2 separate regions of the Homo sapiens genome follow, and region 2 is linked to region 1. The links are chromatin contacts, found by Hi-C or POLR2A ChIA-PET in ENCODE. All regions are on one chromosome and are shown on one strand. The core of a region is the stretch at or near the end of the contact, and the rest is flanking DNA. Distances in the headings are between cores, read along the strand shown. Region 1 overlaps ERMP1 (endoplasmic reticulum metallopeptidase 1). Region 2 overlaps BRD10 (bromodomain containing 10).

The links. A loop is a pair of places that touch in the nucleus more often than their neighbours do. ChIA-PET counts read pairs that join two places held with the same protein, here RNA polymerase II (POLR2A). Pooled maps may share reads with other maps.
Region 2: a loop to region 1 is called in a pooled map, with 2.4 times the contacts of the local background. The contact joins two enhancer-like sites. A Hi-C loop is called at or near these places in 1 of 168 maps with a recorded cell type or tissue (PC-3) and 3 of 50 pooled maps. POLR2A ChIA-PET finds 5 or more read pairs at or near these places in 1 of 52 experiments (activated T-cell).

What each region holds. Positions count from the first base shown.
Region 1 is chr9:5,797,836-5,802,004 of GRCh38, reverse strand. It overlaps ERMP1 (endoplasmic reticulum metallopeptidase 1), which reads left to right. Exons shown (of 15, transcript NM_024896.3): 11 at 677-829; 12 at 2,997-3,199; 13 at 4,073-4,169. Among named protein-coding and RNA genes, the nearest start is that of ERMP1, 33 kb to the left of the region's middle. Within about 2 kb of position 2,469, at least 3 of the 41 ENCODE cell types and tissues checked have a DNase peak (open chromatin) inside an H3K27ac peak, as active enhancers do.
Region 2 is chr9:5,947,383-5,951,551 of GRCh38, reverse strand. The region is part of intron 4 of BRD10 (bromodomain containing 10); the gene reads left to right. Among named protein-coding and RNA genes, the nearest start is that of MIR4665, 58 kb to the left of the region's middle. Within about 2 kb of position 2,276, at least 6 of the 41 ENCODE cell types and tissues checked have a DNase peak (open chromatin) inside an H3K27ac peak, as active enhancers do.

The DNA of each region.
Region 1 (4,169 bases), core at 1,220-3,719:
GTGTCCTTTACAGTTTTTAGTTCAGCGATTTCATTACGATTGAAAATATTTAGGATTTTCTAGATGCCAACCTTGAGACTGAGTCATTTACATTTACTGCCTAGATTTATTGTTTTGATTGTGTTGGCATTGGTTAATTTGTCACTTAGAGGGATAATATTACTTTGTAATGCAGTTTTTCCTCTTATGCAGGTCCACTGGCAGAGTCTTGAAGGTACATCTCTATGCCAGTTGAGATGAATTTAGTATTTTGACATATTTTAAAGCATTATGAGTGGAATTTGAGTTTTGTCCAAACAGATCTGCCTAAGCTTAAAGCTTATCTCTGGTTATTTAATGAATAATCCATTACATCTACATTTCTGTTCTTTTCGCACATTAAGGACAGCGACAGTCCTGAGTTTCCTTTTTCCCTCTTGGTTTTTGGCTGCATGCCAAAAAGGTGGCACCATCATGGCAGATTGGAGGCATCTGTCATTTTCTAGGTTCTCACCTGCAATGGAAATCTCCTAGAGTTAGTGCTTTGTTTACTAGATGTTAGAGTATGCTAGCACCTGCTGATAAATTTTCTTCAGGGGCTGTTAGGTAATACTGTTAAAAATAAAGTTAGTTAAAAACACCTTTCCACCACTAGAATGAATTTGTAATATTTCTGTGTTTGTGGTTTGTGTTTCAGATTAACTTCATCTACCTTGCCAAGAGCACAAAAAAAACCATGCTAACTTTAACTTTGGTATGTGCAATTACATTCCTCCTTGTTTGCAGTGGAACATTTTTTCCATATAGCTCCAATCCTGCTAATCCGAAGCCAAAGAGAGTGTTTCTTCAGGTGAGCAGTTTTGCATGAGGTATTTGAGATCTGGAAAGGAAGCCCTGTGTGTTTTGAGCTTCAGTAGTGAATAGCAAGCGCAGCTGACTTTTCTGCTGTTGACCTATTTAGTCATACTCACCTTTTTTGTGTGTAAGGCAGTGAGGAGAAGACTGACTGTCAAGAGGCATTCTTATCAGCTAGACATATATCTCCCAGGAGACTGAATTGGAAATGTTTGCTTGTTTTTATTACTATTCAAATTATAAAACTGCATCTATTTGGAAAAACAGGAGCAAATATTTATTATGGAATAATGAGTTTTTAGAAATATAGATTGTAAAAATGTATACAGGCTGAGTAAAATCTAAACTGTCAACTGGCAAAATAAAATTGATGTTTAGAAGTGCTAGTAAAATTAATCTTAAGTAACATTCAAAGTGATATGTGATAGTGAAACTATAACTTAGAAAGGGTTTAATAAAGTGAGTTTTAGGACTTACTTTCTTTTCTCTTTTTTTAAAATGGAGTCTTGGTCTGTTGCCCAGGCTGGAGTGCAGTGGAACGATCTTGGCTCACTGCAACCTCTGCCCCCTCGGTTCAAGTGATTCTCCTGCCTCAGACTCCCAAGTAGCTGGTATTACAGGCGCTCGCCACCACGCCTGGCTAATTTTTGTATTTTTAGTGGAGACAGGGTTTCACTACGTTGGCCAGGCTGTTCTTGAATTCCTGACCTCAGGTGATCCACCCACCTCGGCCTCCCAAAGTGCTTGGGATTACAGGTGTGAGCCACCACACCTGGCCAGTTTGAGGACTTATTTTAGATCTCAACTTTTTCTTCAAATTTTTTAGACCTGGTACTATAAAGCAGTAAGCCTCAATTCTAGTCATCTCTGTTAGAGATGGCTAAATTGTTAGTTTTTCTAAATTGTTTTTAAAAGTTCTCATACTACACAAATTATCTTATGCCTTATACCCATCCCTTTCTCATGTTTGTGAACACATACTAACATATTGTATATTTTGCATAATTCTTATTTGTATTTTATACTCTGTAAGTGAAAGATCCTGCTTCAAGATAACATATACCCTTAAGGGCAAGAGTCACATCTAACCTAATCTAGCCAAACAGAAATGCCAGAGGAATTATACCTAGATAATTATTCAAGGACTTAAAAAATTAAAAACACTTAGGAGGTTTTGAAAAGGGGCCAAATAACAATTCCTTGTTATAGTCCTGAAGGACACTGTGATAAATTTTATGTGAGATTTTACAATTTGTAAAACCTTTAGTGAAGAACGGATTTTTTTTTAGGAGGTTCAGTGTGTTTTTCATGATGTATTAAGTTTTATAATTATGTCAGTAATACTTAGGAAAAGCAGGATTTTTATTTTTAAAAAGTCATTTTCTGATTTGTTTGGGGGTTCTCTTCCACTGTGCCAGAAGTTGGCAAACTTTTCCTGTAAAGGACAAGATAATATTTTGGGCTTTGTCAGCAATACAGTCTGTTGCAGTGAAACAGAGCGAAAGCAGCAACAGAGTATACCCAAACAAATGAGTGTGGCCATGTTCAAATAATGGTTCGTATATAAAAACAGTCAGTGGACAGTTTGCCCTGTTGGCTGCAGTTTGCCGGCTCCTGCCCTATGCAGTGTTTTTTTTTGTTTGTTTTTTTCCTGATTGGTATTCTTCAGGCTGGTTTCTGCCGTGAATAAAGTTATTTCAAATGGAGCACGGTGCCTTTTCATAGAATTCTGTTAGGCACAAGGCTGTCATCTAGTGGTGAGCTGCAATTCCCACTTTTCTCTGCACATGAATTAGCTTCATAAAACACTAATAGGGAAATGAGTGTGTATGTATATATGTGCTTAGGATGTATTTGTTTTAAATCCTTATCTAAAAGCAGCTCTAACATTAACGTCTTTTAAGTCTGAAATAGTAAGTTTCAAAAACATTTTATAGGAATCCTAAATATATTTGGAAGATACAATAAAACAATAATCTATATATCTATTTTCCAGTTTAAAATAAAGAACGCTAGCAGTACCTTAGAAACTCTCAGTGTCTTATTCACTTGCTCCATATCCACATCATTTCTTGGTATTGTCATACTCCATTTTTGTAATCTGGGGTGGGAATGTGGGTGTACTAGTTGAAACAGTTTTTTCACTAGTCTTTTTTTTTCAGCATATGACTAGAACATTCCATGACTTGGAAGGAAATGCAGTTAAACGGGACTCTGGAATATGGATCAATGGGTTTGATTATACTGGAATTTCTCACATAACCCCTCACATTCCTGAGATCAATGATAGTATCCGAGCTCACTGTGAGGAGAATGCACCTCTTTGTGGTTTTCCTTGGTATCTTCCAGTGCACTTTCTGATCAGGTTGGTTCATTATTTTTCTGCTTAAGGTTAGTTTGTTCTCAAGTCTTGTCACCATATCAGTACTCTTATCATTTAAACTGCCATCCTTTAATATACAAGTTCAGTGGTGTTTGTACTATTTTTTCTATCATTATGAAACTTTTTTTTTTTTTTTAGTGGAATAAAGCACTCAGAAGAGTAGTTTTGTTTTTTCAAATTTTAAAAATCTTTTCTCTAGAAACCTGAGTGGTTAGAAAAGGTGGCCCTTCTAACTAATATAATAGCCAATAAGCATCTATCTCAAAAATTGTGGCCGGGCACGGTGGCTCATGCCTGTAATCCCAGCACTTTGGGAGGCCGAGGCGGGTGGATCACCTGAGGTCGGGAGTTCGAGACCAGCCTGACAAACCTGGAGAAACCGTGTCTCTACTAAAAATATAAAATTAGCCGGGCATGGTGGTGCATGCCTGTAATCCCAGGTACTCGGGAGGCTGAGGCAGGGGAATTGCTTGAACCCGGGAGGTGGAGGTTGCGGTGAGCCGATATCGCGCCATTTCACTCCAGCCTGGGCAACAACAGCAAAACTCTGTCTCTCAAAGAAAAAAAAAAATTGTTTTCTCTGGGAAGATTTTATAGCTTGGCAGTGAAGGACTGGATGAGAAGAAATAGGATGGGTGGTGGAATCAAGATCACCTAGGTTACTCCTTTGTTCTTAACATTGGGAAGGTTTTATTACAAAATAACCTAAATTTGTTGGAGTTGGCATTGCTTATCATGTCTGTCAGTTTATTTTCATACCCAAAAATGTGTTCATATATGCTGAACAGTTCTGTGAGTTACAGATAGCCATCAAATAATAAAGCACCCTAAAACTGAAGCTTCCTTTCTAAATAGGAAAAACTGGTATCTTCCTGCCCCAGAAGTTTCTCCAAGAAATCCTCCTCATTTCCGACTCATATCCAAAGAACAGACACCTTGGGATTCTATAAAA
Region 2 (4,169 bases), core at 1,027-3,526, 150 kb before region 1:
GCATTAAACATAAAAATATAGAAATATTTAGTCAGAAGATCTTCATATTATTCATTCTGAAATATCTTGCTTCTGAAAATAATGAACCTGTTTTTGGATAGATAATAGATCCCTTTTGTAAAACCTGACCAGTTTGCCAAAGGACCAGTCTTCTTTAAATTGACAGAAAGCATGCTTAGATAGAGATAAATGAAAGGGTTAAATTGTGAAGTTTTTTTTTTTTAAGTCCTAATGAGTTTTTAAAAATGTTTTGACCTCAGCTGCTTTTTAGTTTGACAATGTTTTTGTTGACTTTTTTTAAAGCTAGAACTTGAACTTGCCCCCCTATTTGCTTCAGAAAGAATCCATGTTTATATACACACCTAATATCTGCACCCAGGTTTAGAAAATAATCATCCTACTCCTATTTAGAGTATACACTGTGAGCATTCAAATGGTGGATTGGATTTGTATGTGTGGCAGGGTGGGGTGGGGGTGTGTGTGTGTGTGTGTGTGTGTGTGTGTGTGTGTGTGTGTACAGTCAGCCCTCTGTATCTGTAGGTTCTGCATCTGTGCATTCAACCTTGGATTGAAAATATTTTCTTAAATGTGTCCGTACTAAACATGTACTGATTTTTTTTCTTGTCATTATTCCCTAAACAATATGATATAACAACAATTTATATCACAACTATATTGTATTAGGTATTATAAGTAATGTAGAGATGACCTAAAGTATATGGGAGGATGTGTTATATGCAGATACTATACCACTTTATATCAAGGTCTTAAGCATCCTTGGATTTTGGTATCCGCAGGGTTCAGAGGTGAGTCCTGGAACCAGTACCCCACGGATACCGAGGGACGACTGTATATTGTAAAGGGTCTAACCAAATGTGTGCCACTTTTTCCTAAGAGTTATGTCAGTGGTTCTCAAACTTTAGATAGTATAAAAATAATGTGATACCTTTATTTAAAATGAAGATTGTTGGTTTCATCCTCCAAAAGACCTTGATTCAGTGGGTACCAGTAATCTGCATAGTGGTTAAACACAAGGGTTCTGCAACCAGGCTACCTACTTGGGTTTGAATGCCAGCTCTACCACTGATTAACTCTGTGGGGTAAGGTATTTAACTTCTCCATGATTCCAGTTTCTCATTTGTACAGTGGGGTAATAATAGTACCTTCCTTGTAGAGTTGTGAGGATTGAATGATACAGCTTACTGTTTTAGCCATTTTTATTGTTTTCAAATAAGCAGGTCAGTCGCTTCTGGTGAAAAACACTGAATTATGAATAGGAAAATCAATTAAAAATGGCATAAAAACATCTATTATTGACCCTTAGCACTCTTTCCATTTACTTAAAACCTTGAAATAAATCTTGGATTTGGTCTTAATGAAAGTGGCACATGATTAAGCCTACAAGAATTTGAAAAGTGGAAAACCAAGTAATAGTATTTGCATCATTATGTTTGATGAGAGTGAAAACTTACGTTTATCCCTGTTGTATTGTTATGATGCATTATATATTTGTCATGTAGGGGAAATTGTTGGATTTTTTAGTGATAATTATAGAATATTGGTGATTTAAGCTTTTATATCAACTTTAACATTTACTTACGACTTTGTTAAATTGGTAAAATTCTTTTTCCTTTATCTGTTTTGTAATCAAAGAAAGACTATTAGACTGAAAAGTGAATATCAGTTTTCCTAATAGTTACTTTTTCCTAAAAAGTCTTTTCATTTAACATTTAAGAGAGAAATCTAATGTTATATGACTTATCTTTTGTACATAATTATGACAGAAAGTTACAGGAAGTATTTTTAAAAACTAATGTGTTGAGTCTCAATAACATAAGTTTTAAAAATAATTTAACAGCCTTAGTTACCCTAAGTCTGCTTTTCAACAATAACCAAAAAAAAATCTTCCATGCAGTGTGCCCTTGCTCCCATTTCATATGCATGATTGATTTTAAAGGCTGCTTTGCAGAAGAACTCCAGAATCCAGCTGCTAAGACTTATATTACATTGTTTTCAAACATAAGAAAAAACTCACTGATCCTTAACATACCTCTGAAAAAACTATACTTCTCCATCTAACCAATGGAGAAACTAAGGGATAAGAAATAAAGTACTGCAACATAACAAATTGAAACCAAAATTAAAATTAGGGTTTTGTTGTTGTTGTTGTTGTTGTTGTTTGTTTGTTTGTTTTGAGACGGAGTCTCGCTCTGCCGCCAGACTGGAGTGCAGTGGCACAATCCTGGCTTACTGCAATCTCTGACTTCCTGGTTCAAGCGATTCTCTGTGGTTTCCTCTATCAGTGTGTCATCTTAGGTCATTTTACCTCTGTTAGTTTAATCAGCTTTTTAACTGCTTACTGTATTAAGATGTTTTGATTATATCATTATTTTGAATTGCTCCCTCTTAAAATGAATATTTTTAACCTCCGCTTTTTGTTTCACTTTTAACAGCAGGAGTTCTTCCCCCTTAAAATTAATATAGTTCTCCCTTAAAAATATATATAGTTCATTGAGAGAAACATCTGTGTTTAATCACATGGTTGTTTATCAGACTAATTTGGCTTTCATGTCACAAGTGATATCCTTATTTGCAAGTTTTTAAGTAGTCCTTGTTGCTGGTATGGTGATGATAAGAAATAAAAAGAAATTTTCCCATCTGCATAGTTTTAGCAGATGCCATTATAATTTTAGTTTAAATACAATATAAATTTTGAATTTATACCATGCATTTAGTATTTCACTTATTATTTTTATAATAAATTACAGGATCTTTTTATTAGAACGGGAGTGAATGTGTGATCCCTTTTGTCTGGACCTATTCATTTTTACTTTTCTACATTGTTTTCCTTTTGCTTTGCTTTTTAATATAATCTACCATATTGTTTGTATTTTTTAATGTTACCTTATGTCCTTTTTTGGAGCAAGTAAATATCTTTTAGACCTATTGAATTTCTATCCAAAGGACATAATTTCTAGTTTGAAGTATCAGTAAAGTAAGGAATGATTTATTATGTAGTTCTGAGATACGGTCATGGAGTTTTTTTTTTTATCTCTACAGGGCCTCCCCACTCCCACCACATACATACATTGCTGCTTGTTGAGTTGAAGAGAGGACCTTTTAATATTACCATTTAATAAAAATGAAAGCTTAGATATAAACTGAATCCTAAAACTATAATACAAGTTCAGTTGTTAGATTTCTTTATTTTTGTGTTGTTATAAAGACCCTTTTAAAAAGAATATAATATAGTAGGAGAAGTCCTGGGTTCTGTGGTTTCCTCTAGCAGTGTGTCATCTTAGGTCACTTTACCTCTGTTAGTTTAATTACCTTTTATATGAATTGGAGATAGGTCTCTTTAGCCTAGGCTAAGGCTTGGACAAATTACACATTTTTAGTCCCTTTCAGCTCTGAGATCTGTGATTTTGTAGCTCTGCCATGGATTATATTAAATGAAAGGTTAACTTGAGGGAGTGTGACAGCCTTGGAGAGGTTCTTGCTGGGAGATAAAACTCTTCTTGTAACCTCTGTGGCTTGACTGAAAACCTCCTCTCATAAGTGTTAGCAATGTGACCTGACTGTAATCTGAGCTGCTATGGAGTTTCGTGTTCACCCCTGCAGGCCCTGTGCCTCAGATACGTTTTTCAAATGCAAGATAATGAGAAGGAGGTTTTAATAAGGTGTTTTGCTTTTTTAAAAAAAAATCTTTGTTCTCCTTTTTTAAGTTGAACTTTATTTATTGGGTTGATTCTGTTTTTAAAAACATCATATGAAGTTGAGTTGAATGTAATGGCCACATATATGCCTTATTTTGGAGGCAGAAGAGAGGTAGTAGAGTTGTATATGACATCGAGTTGGCATAAGTCAAACTAATTGTGTTCCTATTCAGTTTTATAAAAGGTTAATTTGACTCTATATATTGGGTATATATATTAGGTATACATTAAATATACATATAGAGGGAATATATATTAGTTTTAATATATAAAGTATAAATTGTTATGTAGCTATTAACGTCATTTTAATATAACCTCAGAATAAATATTATAGCTAAAAATATTTTAAGAAACAATTGTCTTATCGTACATTTAATTCAATATGCCATTCCCTATTTGGAAATTAATCTTGTATTTTCATACTCATTAGCTCCATGGTACCAGAATGTTCCA